Linked DNA regions of Homo sapiens: region 2 is linked to region 1. Evidence: read pairs that join two places in POLR2A ChIA-PET (ENCODE). Cell type or tissue: HepG2. All regions are shown on one strand.

The links. Peaks named below come from ENCODE experiments on the same cell type or tissue, not always from the same donor. Only the 100,000 strongest peaks of a DNase experiment are listed, where the experiment ranks them.
Region 2: POLR2A ChIA-PET joins it to region 1 with 18 read pairs; 8 of 35 experiments call an interaction of 5 or more read pairs at or near these places.

Annotation. Positions count from the first base shown.
Region 1 is chr16:81,544,480-81,552,479 of GRCh38, reverse strand. All of the region lies in intron 1 of CMIP (c-Maf inducing protein), which reads right to left. Among named protein-coding and RNA genes, the nearest start is that of MIR7854, 15 kb to the right of the region's middle. In HepG2, no CTCF peak of the experiment used is centred here; DNase peaks (open chromatin) are centred at 1,849 and 3,109.
Region 2 is chr16:81,452,184-81,460,183 of GRCh38, reverse strand. All of the region lies in intron 1 of CMIP (c-Maf inducing protein), which reads right to left. Among named protein-coding and RNA genes, the nearest start is that of CMIP, 11 kb to the right of the region's middle. RefSeq lists enhancers at 2,086-2,380, 1,751-2,436, 2,437-3,121, 2,906-3,200, 3,808-4,492 and a silencer at 2,906-3,200. In HepG2, a CTCF peak has its summit at 7,917; DNase peaks (open chromatin) are centred at 2,203, 3,113 and 7,873; H3K4me3 peaks cover 28 bases.

The DNA of each region.
Region 1 (8,000 bases):
TTCTGTCCCCTAGAACCTCTGGAGAAAACATCCTAACATAGCCCACCTAACATAGCCCAGGGGGATCTGTTTTGGATTTCTGACCTCCAGGACTGTAAGATGATTGATCTGTGTGGTTTTCAGCCACTGGGTTTGAAGGAACATGTCACAGAGGCCACAGGAAAAGAACATCCCCACTACACACAGGATACCCTCGGGAACCACCAGCCAGCCCTTATCAGCCCAAGTGAGCCGACGTCAGAGACAGGCAGACAACTACCAATGAGCACAGAGTTCTGGCTTCCTTCCACTGCCACGTATGGGGAGGATTCCAACTCCCTGCCCCCTTGCAGCCAGGCCACCGCTACACAACTGGGCCTGGACAGTCAGATGTCAGAGGATGTCACACAAGTCCCTCCTAAAGCCAAAGGATGCAGCTGCCAGCGCTGGGCTCCCCAGTCCTCCCTGCCCCTGCCGCCGAGGCTGCAGAGTCACCAGGTGGAAGGACCCCACCAGCCAGGGCCCCCCTGCACACTGCCGGTGGGGAACAGCGTCCATGGTGACTGAGCAAGAACAAAGTTGTTTCAAGTCCCTGGACCGGGGAGTCTTTGTCACAGCAGCAGAGCCTCACCCATCTGAGGATGCATGGGGAACTGTCTATGGGAGCAGGAGCTGTCACCCACATGCATCCAGGGGAACTGTCCACAACAGGGGCCTCAGCCACCTCTGGAAGCAGAGGCCACCTTGGACACAGACCCCTATGATGTCCCCAGGGCCCTGTGACAATTTCCACCTTGGATGGGGGAAGTTTGCCTTAGTCACCAAATGACTGTGAGATGAAATCACTTCTTCCAGACAGTGTGGAGAGAAAACGGAAGACAGAGCAGGTTCCCACAGCTCCCACATACTGCACACGGCCCCAGTGTGTCTTTGAGGCACACACTGCAGCCACCTACAGCCACACACTGACATGGCTGGCCCGACGTGGTCCTCTGTGCTTCCTTCCTCAGGACCCCAAATGTTTTTTCATTTTTCTGCTTCTCAGCCAGGTCCCATGTGCCATGTCTGTGGCTGGGATTCCAGGAAGCCAATGGATATTTTCAGCTTTATTGTCCCATTTGTCACTTGCTAATTAGCTAGAAGTGACTAATCAGAAAACAGTTGGGAGGCAGAGGAAATCCCCCCATTTTCCTGGCTTTTGGTTGCCCATGGTTACTCAGAACCCTCTGGGTGTGTGTGATGGAACTGGGGTGTGTGATGAAACTGGGGTGTGTGTGATGGAACTGGGGTGCGTGTGATGGAACTGGGGTACGTGTGATAGAACTGGGACATATGTGATGGAACTGGGGTGTGTGTGATGGAACTGGGGTGCGTGTGATGGAACTGGGATATATGTGATGGAACTGGGGTGCGTGTGACGGGACTGGGGTGCGTGTGACGGGACTGGGGTGCGTGTGACGGGACTGGGGTGCGTGTGATGAACTGGGGTGCGTGTGACGGGACTGGGGTGCGTGTGACGGGACTGGGGTGCGTGTGACGGGACTGGGGTGTGTGTGACGGAACTGGGATATATGTGACGGAACTGGGGTGCATGTGACGGAACTGGGGTGTGTGTGATGGAACTGGGGTGTGTGTGATGGAACTGGGGTGTGTGTGATGGAACTGGGGAGGGCACAGAATGGGGTTAGGACTTTCTTCATCCTCTCCTGGGTGTAAGGAGAATCTATGTGCTGTAACCAGGCATCACTTCAGAATGACAGTGCTGTGGTCACCAGTGGGCAAAAGCCAAGGTCACCAAAGCCCCTGACTTCAGCCTTCTAGTAGTTTCTAATTGATCAGGTAGATTCCAGAAGCACAAACAGCTCCACTGGGTCCTCCTGGTCTATCCTAGCAATAGCAGCCATGTGACCCCAGGCCACACCTAGAGCACAGAGGGTGGAAGCCACATAGACATTCTTTGACGGGATAAGACCTGTCAACACCATCCTGCCCAGTGCTGCCAAGGTTTCCCAGCCAAGAGTGGGAGGGGGGCATGAGCAGAAAGAAGCAACTAAAGCCCTGCGACCCTCCTGCACCTCCATGGACAGGGCCAGACCTTCCCAAAGCTGGGAGGGCATGCCATCACTGACTGCCACCTAAGGCAGGCCCCAGCCACACACACACCTATGACCCATGACCTTCAATGCCACTCCACACCAGTGCTGTTCCTTATTCTCCCATTTCACGGATGAGAAGACTGAGGCTCAGAGAGCTTGCATGACCAGCCTCAGATCATGCAATGAGTAACTGGCAAAGCTGGGTATTAAATTCAGGTCTCTCTGTATCCACTGTGGAACAGTAAGGAAAGAAGGAGTGCTACCGAGGGCATGGGCAGGGTGCTCAGTGTGTACTGCCTTCGTCCTACAGCCATAGGGGTGGGGTGAAATCACATCACATAGGCACACGCACAATAATTCTGACACACATGTAGATGTGCACACATTTGCCCACGCACACGGGTGAGCGCATTTAAATATGCACATGGGCACTTGGACGGCACAGGCTTGTGTGCACATACACACACACACAAATGCACAAGCATGTACACACAGCACACTGCACACACACATTCAAATACACATGTACAAACATACACACTGGCATATGCACGCGCGCATGCACACACACATTTGCCTGGTTTCTCCACATGGGAAGAGAACGCGCAGTTGCCTTCAGAGGAACCAGCCAGCACCCTGTGCCCTGCTGGGGCACCCAGGCCCTGCTCTGGGCTCGGTCTGCCCAGCTTACCAGGTCTAGCAAAGGCCAGTCCTTGCTGCCTGTGTCCTTTAGGGGCGATTTCATCATGAATGGTACAATTTCCAAAGACAAATAAATAAAGAGGAGGTCTCAGCCCCGCCTCTCAGGACCACTGGCATTTCACTCAGGGCCGCTTCTTCAATATCCTCCGCCCCCCGCCCCCAACACACACAGAGCCCAGCCATGAAAATCCCCTACATGGGACAGTTTCCTGGGGCACGTACAGCACTCCAGGGCTAGCAAGGAAAAGTGGCAGCTATCTGCCCAAGGAGAATTTCCCAACGGCCCTCGGCTGCTGGCTCCTGACCTCATGGGTGACAAAGTCCAATGAAGAAACAGCAGATGTGAAACCAACGGCCCCCCATTTGCAAGCCCGGCATTTTCCAGGGTAAGGTTCTATCGAATGATTTACCAGCTCAACCAGGTTAATCATTGCCTAAGAAATACAAATGGCTCCATCAACCCTCAGGCTGGTCACCCAGGTGCTCCTGCAGGTTGACCGGCTCCCTCCTCATCCTGCAACCTGCACTTAGGGTCTGGTTTGTTGACTGAATAAGCCAGTGACAAATCATCAGAAAAGCCCCTTTCCCTGACTACCTACTACACATCTGGCTTTGGGCCACGCCCTTTCCACCTAAGCCTGCAGTAAAATAGATCCAGGAACTGAGTACAGGCCCATGCAGACAGACCTGGGTTCAAACCTCAGCACCAATGGTCCAGCTGTGGTGCCAAGTCAATCCTCGTGTGTGAAATGGGTTGCTATGAGAATGAAGGAGTCAATGTGTAAAGCAGTGGTTCCCAACGGGGGGCATTTGGCAATGTCCAGACACAGCTTCCTTTTTCCTTTTTGTTTTTTTCAGAGACAGAATCTTGCTCTGTCACCCAGGCTGGAGTGCAGCAGCATGATCGTAGCTCACTGCAGCCTTGAACTCATGGCCTCAAGCAATCCTCCTGCCTCAGCCTCCCACGTAGCTAAGACTACAGGCACACACCACCATGCCTGGCTTTTTTTTTTCTTTTTTTTTTTGTAGAGGCATGGTCTCCCTATGTTGCTGAGGCTGGTCTCCAACTCCTAGCTTCAAGTGATCCTCCCACCTCAGCCTCCCAAGGAACTGGAATTACAGGTGCATGCCACCACACGTGGCCTGGAGACATTTTTGGTTGTCACAACTGGGGTGGAAGGGTGCTGTGGGCATCTAGTGAGTGGAGGCCAGGGATGGTGCCAAATGTCCTACCATGCCCAGGACAGTGCCCGCAATAAAGACTGATCCAGCTGGCTGGTGCCTCACACTGTAATCCCAGCACTTTGGGAGGCAGGTGAGACAAGAGGACCGCTTCAGCTCAGGAGTTCGAGAACAGCCTGAACAACAAAACGAGACCCCATCTCTACAAAAACTTTAAAAATTAGCCAGGAGTGGTGGCCTGTGCCTGTAGTCCTAGCTACTTAGGAGGCTGAGGGAGGAGAATCGCTTGAGCCCAGGAAGTCGAGGCTGCAGTGCGCCATGATTGTACCACTGCACTCTAGCCTGAGGGACAGAGGGAGACCCTGTCTCAAAAAAAAAAAAAAAAAAAAAGTGATCCATCCTTAGATGTCAGTAGAGCTGAGGCTGAAAAATCATGATGTATATACTACAATGCTTGGGTCAAGGTAAGCCCTAGATAAATGCCAGCCGCTGTAATGATCTGGAAATTGTTCCAACAGCTTTACAGCATGACATGATTGCCGGCGTGCTGCAGAGGAGGCTGGGATCAGAGGCTGCGAGTTGCTCGGGTGACAGGAAGAGCAGAGCTGAAGAGGCCTGCCTGGCTCCCTGGGCATTCCTTTGTTGCCACAGCACCTGGCCCTGGGGCACAAGCTGGTCCCAGGCCAAGGGTCCCAGTGTCCAATTTCGGTGTCTGCCAAATTCCCCCTCACTGCCCCACAACTGTGAGCCAGCCTCTCCAATTCTTCTTCATCTTGCACTTCCCCAAAGGGAAGAGGGGCCATTTCCTGAAGTGTTTTCTTGGGTACACTGAACTAACGGACACTCAATCTGGACCCTGCAGGCTTCTGAGGAGATCCCTTCCTTCCTCCTCCTCCTCCTCCTCCTCCCCCGCTTCCCACCCTCCACCTGCAAACCCTCGCTTTTGCCTGAAACGGTAAGTTTGTCTCCAAGGCCCAGCTACCCCTCTGAGCAAGGTGTCCAGCCCTGACCCCGCAAACCAGGCCCTCCTCTGAACTGGTTGTCACTGGCTTTGGGACCCTCTGCTCAGCGTGCCCACAGCAAGAGATGGCCTGCAAAGACCCTCTATCTGACTGGAAGGGCCAGCAGGGAGCCTGGAGCGGGGGTCTTTCTGCAGAGATGGCAGAGCATCTGCAGGAGCTGGTCTGTGTCCCCCTCCAGAGTCACCCTCGCTGCACACACCCCATGCCCTCGGCCACATAAACATGACATGGTCTACGACCCAGCCGCGCTGAACCCCTTCCGTCTCTCTTTCTGGAGGCCAGGCCTTGACATATGTGCTTCCCTCTACCAGATATGCTATCCCTCTCCTCCTCTGCCCCAGATCCTCCTCACTTGACTTAAACACCATTGAAACCTCCCTGCCTCCGGGAGCCCAGGCATGGCTCGGCCATCCCACATCTGTGTGCCCACATCCCAGCCCAGACTGCCCTGTACTGTCACAGAATATGTGCCGGTCTTTAATACCGCAAGGCTGTGCACTCCCGGGGGAGTGGCCTTTGCAGCCCAGCACCATCCAGGGAGCTCTCGCGATGCAGGGAATGTTCTACATCGGCACTCTCCAGTACAAGAGCTGTTCGCCACGCGTGGCTACGGAGCACTGAAGTGTGGCTACGTGCCTCACAAGCTGAATTTTTACTTTGGTCTAATTTTAATTCAATGTAAATAGCCATACATGGCAGCGGCTACTCTTCCAGCCAGCACAGGTCTAGAGGGATGTCTAGCTCCCATCCAGTGCTCCACACCCCCTGAACAAGAGAATGAATGAATGATGAGTGAACAGCACTTGGTTCTCACCCTCCTTTCTCACCCCGCACGATAATCATCTGACTTCAATTTTCTCCACGAGGCCGCAGCTACCTGCAGGCAGGAGACACACAACTGTGTTCGCTCATTGCTGTAACCTGTGCTTTCTTCGGTTCCTGGGACACAGACCCTCAGTAACTATTAGTTAGATGAATTAATGGGTGAATGAATGAACCGCCTGCAACTGAGAGCCTCTTCTCCTTCCCCACCAAGCCTCAGGAAAACTGTCATGAAAAGGAAAACTCCCTCTGGGTGGATTTCTGAGTGCACCTCCAGCCCAGTTCATCCTCTTGCTAAAGGGACCGCCGCCCTACATGCTGGCTCTGTCCTGCCTGGCATTGAGAGGGAGCTTCTGCCGCCGGCGAACAAGGCATCCTTCTCCATGCCTTCTTCCTGCTCTCCCAGGACACCATGGGAGAAGTAGGGCAAGTCTGTCTTCTCTTGACTCAGAGAGAAGGATCGGGATTCCTCATTTCCCTGGGCTGCCATTCCCTGCCTCCTGGCCCCAGCAGCAGGATGCCCCCACGAGGTTTCAGGAGACACGATAACTCGTAAGAACCAGGGTGAATTTGAGAGTCTATTATAAATCAAATGCCTTTCATCCTCGACTGCTGGCTGTGATGTTCTCCAACACTGCTATTCACAGCGAGCGCCATTTGCGTTTTCCCCACCCACCGCCCCGTCCCACTTCCTTCTGATGTAGGTCACGGTGGATTCTCCCTGAGTTCACTAGATCTACCTGCAGTGAGGGGGTGACACCGCTTGAAGCAAATTTAGCAATTCTCTTACAGGCATGTGGGAATCCCGTGCTCGCTCATTCAGCCGAGACCCAGACTTGTACTGTGTGTGGAAAATCCTGTGCAAAGACCCTGGGGCCCACGGGAGGGCCGGCAGGAAGGCTTCTATGCCCAGGTAAGCTGGGCGTTTGGAGCTTGAAAACCACCATCATTTGGAAACAATGCTGAGGAGGGTTCGGATTCTAGAACAGAAGCAGATCAGTCAAGTAGTAACTTGCCCTAGTTTTACCGTGAGCATCGCAGGTCCGCCCCGTGCTGTGTGGTCTGGACCAAGTCACTTCTCTCCAGCCTCATGCTTCCATCTGTAGATGGAGGAGGATGCTGGAGCTCGCCACATAAGCTGTGTGGATTAAATGCCATTCATAGAGCACTGAGCACAGGGACTCTTCACACAGGAGACGCTCAGTAAACGTTATTACTGATGTTGTCACTGTTGTGTGCACGGTCCCTTTTAGCTACACAATATAAGCATCATCTTAGTACAGAACCTAAGCTTCTGCTCCTTCACTGCGAGAAGCATCAAGCACCCACCCTCTTCCAGGCACCATGCTAGGCGCTGGTGATACAAGGACGGGTTCGTCTGCAGGACTTCTCTAGAAGCGCAGCAAATCCTGAGATAACGAATGCATTAAATCAAACACCACAGTACCTGTGGTCAGCCTGTCTCAAAGGATGGAAGAAGCTAAGGCACCCTGCAGGGAGGAGGGCAGGCCTGGGAGAGTTTCGCACCAGTATGAGCTGAGCAGGGAAAGCGGAAAGGGGAACCCTGGCTGTGGGCCTGGCATCTTCTAGGAGTCTAGGAGTTTACAAGATCATGGGCTCTTTTGGGCAACAGCAAAAGGTCGTTTGTGGCTGGAGCACAGGGTGTCTGGTAAGGAACTGGCAGGAGATGAAAATGAAAAGATTGAGTCTGGCCCCAATTTGGCAGCCTTCTCTGCCAAAAAAATGAGGGGTTGAACTTTGTCCTGTGGACAACAGAAGGGTTTTAAGTACCACTCATAAAGTTACTCAACCCCAGAAACCGGAAGCAGAGCCCTCCATGCACGCACACACATGGCATACACACATCTCACACATACACCCTCTCCACACACACGTGCACACACGCAACACTCCACACATACACAAATACACGCACACACACACATGCACATATACACACAACATTCCACAAACATATACACACATACAAATACCCATACACCACACATATTCAAACATACACACACACACACAGGCACACACACATGCACACATGCACCCCTGTGGTGGTCCTGGCACCCTGCACTGGACCCAGAGCAGAAATAGAAGTCCTTAGGCTCCAAGATATAGCAATAAGGAGGTGGCCTGAGAGCCACACAGAGGCCGGGAAGGTCAGCGGCAGGCTGTTTGGAGAAGG
Region 2 (8,000 bases), 92 kb after region 1:
CAAGGCAAAGGCTGGAAAGAATAGAACATGGGCCCAGAGGCAAAGAAAAACACACAGGCCCTGTGTTGACTCTGGGGTGGCCAGGGGAGCCAAACCTCACCTCTCAGAGCCTCCATGGTGAGGCCTTGTGGGGACTCAGTGCCCCTAGCCCTCACACAACAGGAAGGAAAGGAACTTCCCTTCCCCACTGGAGGGGACACTGGGATGTGGCCAAAGTCCCCTTGGTCCATGGGTTTGGTTTGTGGCATTCAAAGGTGAGCCCAGCAGGGCTCGGAGGAAGAAGACCCCTTCAGCTGGCATCTGACAAGGCCACCTCCTAAGAGTGGGAAAGGCTAAGACAATTCCCCAAAGAAGCAGCAGCCTCCTGGGCTTGGTCTAAAGCAGGTGCTCTGTCACTGCAGACCCGAGTGGGGGATCAAAGGCAGGGCCTGCTTGGGGTGGAAGTCTATAAAATCCAGAGAGCACACCCCTGGAATTGCTACGCAGTTTACCCCACGGGTGTGCTCAGACCGGAGGCCACCAGTCAGAGGCAGTGCATGCGTCAGGGGCAATATCGTTTAGAAAATAAAAGCGACTTTCAATTCTGTTTTTAAATCATATTTTCCGAGATCAAAATCTTATTTCCCAAGCACTGCTGCTGAAAGCTGAGGTGAAAACCACCAATAATATCTTAATCCTCCCAACGGCGGGTTTCCATCTTGCTTGGGTTGGGAGCTTGGTGGCTGGGGTTAGGACAGGGGCTGAGAGCCCATTCCAAATAATGGTGCCTGAGGTCACGGAGCGAGGTCACGGAGCAGGGTCACGGCACGGGGTCACAGCGCAGGGTCACAGCACAGGGCCACGGGCACACCCAAGAAGAGCTTCCCTTGACTCCAAGGTCACCAGAAGGTTTCCAAGAAAACTGTGAGACTTTCCTGTCCCTTCACAGCCTGGATGCCAAGGTCCCCCACCATGCAACAGACAAAGGCCTTTATTGACATCGGGTATTCCTGGAAAAACGGACCCAAACCCTGCCTTCAAGCTCACAGTCCTGCAGGAAGCAGGAAGGTATACAGGTGGCAAACCCAACACAAGAGAAGCGGTAGCCACAGTAATGACAGTGATGGTGACGGTGACGGTGACAGTGATGGTGATGGTGATGGTGATGGTGATGGTGACAGTGATGGTGACGGTGACGGTGATGGTGACAGTGATGGTGACAGCGGAGATGACAGTAATGGTAGGGGTCATGATGATGATGATGATGGTAGCAAACATCTGTTGAGCACATGCCACGTGTCCACACTCTACTAAGTACTTTCCATGTATTCTCTCCTTTATTCTCAGAATTCCATGTATTCTCCCCTTTATCCTAGGGAGTGGCTACTCTTATATCCCCAGCTTTCAGATGAGGAAACTGAGAGCTGGATCACACCACTGGTTAAATGGCCTCATATGAAATGTCTGGATCAAAAAGCCTGGCCAGCCCTCCTAATCAACCTGCCCGATCACTGTCCTGTTTTAGGGAAGGACTGACCTGGGCAGGCAGGGGATTTAACGCCTCCACCTCCCTGCAAGACGTAATGGGGAAACAGTGTGCGGGTTTCAAAGTGGAGGCAGGGGGTTTCCTCCTTCCTGATCCCCTTCAAGCAAAGCTTCCCAGAATGGCTGAGCAGGGAGGGCCCTACGCAGGAGCACCCAGTGGAGGCCAGTGGGACTGAGATCAGCCGGGATCCCCTCCTCTAGTCATGCCCCCAGCCAGGGCTGTGCTGGCCCAGAGAGGGTGCCCTGCTTACCACTGGGGGCAACAGAAGAACCCCAGACTGTTCGTCTTTGCAGTGCTCCCTGACCCCTACCCCCCTTCACCAAGCCTGCGGGTAGAACCTGCATGCCAACTCCAGAACCTTGCTTTTTAATAGCCTTCCAGGTGATGGGGTTCAGCTATAAAAAGGAGAGGGACCCACTGCCCAGCCGTGGATGGGTCTGGGGTCAAACAGATGAAGGCCTCTTTAGAAGAGGTGAGAAGCCAGGGTCCCTATCCCCTCTCCTCCCCACTTCCTCATCTCCCCCAAAAACCTGCTTCAATTCAGACAGGGCACAAGAAGCAGGTTTTGAAGTCATTTTTCCTTACGCCAAAACTTTCTAATGCTAATTTCTCCCCCTCTCTCTTATTGGCATGATGTAATTCCCCTTTTCAACAACCCAGATCTCTGAAGTCCTGAGTCATCAGGGCGAAGGCAGGGACAGCGAGGGGGAGGTCAGTCGGGAGGGATCAAAGGTAGGGGGGAGCTTGCCAACGCCCAGGCCAGCTGGGATTTCCTTCTGGGGGCCTGGGGTGCCGTGGCCCACCGGCTCTTGGCCCCACACCATGCCAGACATGGGGACAGGGCTCCTAAGGCCCCCACATTGTTTTTCAGACCTCCTGTGGGCCAGTTCTGAAGAGACGAGGTGACTGTGGGACGGTGCAGGAGTTCCCAGCTCTGTCACATGCCAGCCCGGGCAGCCCCTGCCTGCTCCAGAAAATGGGACCTCACGAGGTAGGTGTGATGATTAAATGAATGAACACAGCAGTTCTCAACCAGGGGTAATGTGGCCCCCCGGGGACATGTGGCAGAGCCTGCTTGTTACGTATCACGGGTTGTTACAACTGTGGGGAGCAGTGGGCCAGCACCTGGCAGGTGGAGGCCAACCTAGAATAAAAGCTCCTCCTGCTCCCTGTGTACCTATGCCACACGCACTCATTTAGGAGAAAGGGTAGATGGCTCCACCCCACATGGTTAATACGGGTGATTTCCAGGTGGTGGGATTCTGGGAGGATTTTTTTCTTCTTGATTTTGTAAGATTGTCGTCAGCCCTGTATGATGGCTTCAGTTTTGCTTTTACAAGAGAGGGGAGGTAAATGTGGAGTGGAGAAGGCAAGAGGCAAAGGCGACCTGGCTGCCCAGCTGGGGTGGTGCCGCGCCACAGGGGAGCAAGCCCTGGCTCCAACTGGGGAAGGTAGCCCTGGAAAACCACTGACTGGCGGGGGGGTCGGAGGGGTTCCAAGCAGAAAGAAGAGGCGTGTGCCAAAGGTCAGAGGCATGGGGAAGCTGAGGCCAGAAGCCAGACAGGGCGGGACGCTCGCTCCACAGTAGACTTTGAACTTCGTGCTCACTGTGATCCAGTCCTCACCACCGGCTGTGACAGAGCGCTCTGCAGGGTCAGGTGGTCTCAGGCGAGGAGGCTGAGGTGACCACCCCAGGTTCAACGAGGGCAGGTGAGAAGCGATCCTCTGCCACGGCTCCTCCGGAGATGGGTCTGCAGGAAGCTGGCCCAGGAAGCTCCCGGAAGGGGCCCCAGTGCAGTCAGGGTAGACCCTTCTGCTCTGTCCACACGCTCTCCCTTCCACAAGGCCCTCCTCTCAGCTCACAGCCAGCCTGGCCACTGTGGGCCTTTCTGACATTCTGCTTTGCAGCCCCAAAACTCTGCTTACCAGCCACAGGCAGTGATACTCTGGAGCCAGACAGCCTGGGGTCAAATCCTCGCTCCACAATTACAAGCTGGGTAAGTAGGGACCTCTCCTCTCCGGGCCTCAGTTTGCTCATCTGTATAAGGGGGACAATGACAGCACCACCTCGCAGGGGCATCGTGAGGATTAGATGAATGTACATCTGCACAAAGGGCTCTAGTAGTGTCTGGCATAAAACAGGTTCTGGGTAAGTGCTCACTATCCTTACTGTTGCCTTGCTGGTGATTCGGCCCTTGCTGCCAGGGTTCCTGTGCTCACACCCCACCAGGGACTCGTCGTGACATCTGGAGGCCACTGGCTCTGGAGTTAGGCTGCCTGGGTTCCAGCTGTGTAACCTTGAACTCTTGAGGTCTCCATTTCCCCTGCTAACGCCTCACGGGGCTGATGAGAGGACGAAATGCGCACACGCCTAAAGGTCTGAGAATGACTGGAGGAAATGGTCATGATTACCCCGCGGTCCCCTCCACTCACCTTGGACATGACTATCATCTGGCTCTGGGCTCTGTCTGGCCCTGCTGGGACTCCCCGAGCTCAGTTGCCACCAGCCTGCTGGGACAGTTCGAGCTCTTCCATTTTCCTACCCTGAAGCAAGCCTCAGTCACAGGGTCGTGAAACATGAACCAACCAGGGCGACAAACAGATGTCAACAAGTCATCATTCCCCTTTCCAATGGGCAGACCTGCCCCTGTAACCTGCCAGCTGAGACCCCACTGCACTTCCCCCACTGCAGACAAGAGGCAGAGTGCCACTCCTGCGTCGCCTACAAGGTGCCCAACTGTGTCCCTGGCCCTGAGGTCCAGCCTGATGGGATCACCTTCGAGACAGCACAGGCCTAGGCAGGGCCTTCCCACCAGGCCTCCCTGAAGGGAAGGTTCAAGAAAGGGGTCCTGTGAGCCACAGCTCAGGCCTGGGATTTGGAGTAGCAGGGGTCTCTAGTGGAAAGCCCACCAGGAGCTCACCAGGCTGAGCCCAGCAGCCTGACGCCATTACCACCACTCTTCACAGGCCACAGGGGTGGGCTCGGAATCCTAGGGCCTGTGTGCACACCGAGAAAGGCTGTGTGCACCACAGCTGGGCCATGTGTTGGAGACACCATGTACGCAATCCCCTGCTTTCAGTACGGACAGAGCCCTGCAGCAGGGGAGTGGTAGAACTCGCACTTACGCAGAGGGCCAGAGGCCCGTGGGGTTACAAGGAAGTGGAGGGGTAGAGATCTGGGCTTGCGCCTCCCTCTCCGTGGGTCCCTCTCCCCTTCCAACAGGACGGACCTCCCAACTAGGCAAGCTGTTCATTCATCCAAACTATGTCTGTTGAGGGGCAGTGCCTCAGTGTCCCCATCGGTAAAATGGAGAGAGTAACAGTATCTAACTGGGTTGTACGGATCACTGATAAAACCTGCATAGCATAGCCCCTGGCAAGAGGAAACACACTAATCACACGAGTGGCCGCTGCACGGTCACTACTGTGACTAACTGCCTGGTCCTGGCGACTCGGAGATCCCTGCACTCCTAAGCCTTCCAATCTGTGACATCCCGGGCTCCCGGCTGGCCGGCCAGTCCTTAGTCTCTCTGCATCGTAAAGCACCACCCGCCCCAGGGTGCATGGGTTTACCCAGCATTAATCACCCCACACTGGTAGACTCTGCTCTAGGAGGCAAACCCACCTCTATCTTTAATTCCTATGCCGTCTTACGGTGTCCACCCCATAAAAACTGCACAGACTCCCGGAATGTGCCCAGCCGCTCTGGCCTGTCCCTTTGCTCACTGTTCCCTCTGCTCATTCCCACCTCCGACCTGCCACCCTCATCTCCATCAGTCTCCATCCTACCTCTCCATCCAGATGCCTGTCTCCTACAAAGAAGTCCTTCCTGAAACTCCCCACCCCCATGATGGCGTCTCTTCCTCCGTCCAAACACAGGACAAGACATAAACCTCTCTAAGCAATGTGCTTTGTTCAATGGTGTATCATAATTGTAATACCCCCATTTAACTATGAGTCCCTTGGGAGGGAAGAGTATGTCTGACTTTCCAAGTGCCATGCCTGAGAGCACTCACTATGCAAGAACAGTGCCCCAGAACACTCAATTTGCACAAATAATATATGGTGTTCAAGTTATACACCTAATGCTTACCCTTTACGAATAGCTGGCATTCAATTTCCCACATCGGTTCCCTTAACTTTTTTGACAAAATCACAAAGGAATGTCCGCCAACCTTGGCAAACACTAAACTGAAAAGCTCACTTATTTCTACCTAAGATGTTTCTGCAGGAGGCTGAAATAGTTTCATGTGCATCTACCAGGTGCATATACATTGATGGACCCACACAGACACGGGGTCAGACCTGGCTTTGACACTAAACTCTACTTCCTCCCAGCTCTCTTTATCTGAGACTCCATTAGAGCATCTGTAAAATGGGAATAAACACCTACCCCACAGGATTGTTGTGAAAATTAAATGAGCACTGTGCCCGGCACACAGTAGGGATACGATAAATATCGTTGCAACCAGGAACATATAGGTCCATCTCTTACAACGGATTTGCTCACCCTACTTTATTCCCCACCAGAGAAGACTGCAAGCTTGGCCGAAATGCCCCCAACCTCAAACCCAGGAACCAGATGAGATCACGGTCATGTGAATTTCCTTTCTAGGGAAGCAGCTCTGCTCTTGGCACCCTGGAGACCTCAAGATCTGCTGCTGCATCCCAAGGATGCTGGGGTGGGAGTAGTCATCGCTTCCATGCTCTCCTCTTCCTCCCAGACGCACATGTAAACCATGTTCCCAAGTCTTCCCCTGCACTCCGTGTGGCCGTGTGTCTGAGTTCTAGCCAACCAAGCGGCCAGATCTACAAACGGCTTGGCTGTGGTGCTCACTCTTTCCCCATCCCCCTGACAATGAAGGACCTAGGGGAGGGCAGACCCATTTCACAAGAAAAAGAGGGGGCAGAACCCTCGGGAGACCCCTGCAGGACTGCAAGAACTGGGCTGCATGAAGCCACCCAGATGCCAGGGCTGCGTGTTACGGCAGCTAGCCTGCCTGGGGAACACACAGCCCCTTCCATACCCGTGGCTCTCCTTCCCTGCAGAGCCTCGCACCGGTGTGTGTGTTGGTAAACAGGGTCACCTAGTCCACACAGGGAGCCAACATGCGAGGGAGGAGAGCCAGGCCTGGGTCTGCTCAGACTGTGTGCTCCAATTTTCAGATATCCTGGACCTCTAAGGAAACTGGCACTGGCCCAGGACACCCAGAGAAGCTAGCAGCAGTCCCGGTGTGATCTTCCTTCTCCATATGACCCCACCTGAGCTGGATGCAGCCAGCCCAGCCCAAGGGAAGCACCCAGATGGCTGTTTGATTCCATACACTCAAATCCTATATCCACCAGGGACCAGACGATCCAGACCACGTGCTTCCCTCCAAAAAGAGTTCGCCCAGCACAATCAGTTTAGTCGCTCCGTCCACCCTACCATTTCTGACAGTAGCTTGAAAGCAGTAGAGCCACGAACAAAGGATGCCATGGGAAGGCAGGAGTCTGGGTTTGAATCCCAGGTGGGCTGCTGAGCCAGCTGCAAGGGTCTTTGCCGACACACTTCCCCTCACCCCTTCCTCGCTGGCAAAACCAGAGGTGAATCAGAGCACTAGTGTGTTCTAGATCCTAGGATCCTTAGAGTGTAGTTATGGACAAAGGGAGTTGCGTTTTCAAAGTTCTGCTGGGCTTTGTCATTTAAGAATCTCTTAAGGCACTGCTACCAGGGCTATTCTTCACTATTTATTGGGAGGCAGCCAGGTTTGCAAAAAAAAAAAAAAAAAAACAAAACAAAAAAAAAACAAAAGAAAAAACACACAACAGAAGCAAAAGAATGGAAGCTTTACGGGGCAAGGAGCTGCCTGTGTGTCCATCACCTCGCACATTCTACATACTCATTAATTTTTTAAACAGATAATAACAGCTCCACAGAGCAGGAGGAAGGAAACTGACAATCATAGAACATGTACCAGGTGCAAGCCACTTTACTGGGTGATTTCCACAGATGATCTCCTCCCTCAGGGCCTTTGCAATTGCTGTTCCCTCTACCTGGAACGCTCTTCCCCCTGGAAGTCCTATCACCCGCTTCCCTGACCACTATGTACAAAGCAGCCCACCACTCGCCCCACCCTGCTTGCTTTTCTCCACGATCCCTGTCATCGGATTTTATAATTACTTGCTCTTAACTTAGTTGTTTGTCCACTCCCACCAACACAGGCTCCACGAGGGCAGGCTCCTGTTTTCTTCCGAGTGCCTAGAACGGTGACACTTAACTGCTGAATGGAGGCATGAAAGCACCGCCAGGCCTCACCTCATTTACCCTGACATCAATGCTAAGAGGAAGTTTCTCTGATCCTCGCTTTACAGATAAGGACACAGGCTAGGGGACCTGCCCAAGGTCACCACCTGGGACACTGCAGAGGCAGGATTCAAGCTCCCCTGTCTGATTTCAAAGTCCAGGTCCTCACTCCCCTACTCCACTGGGTCT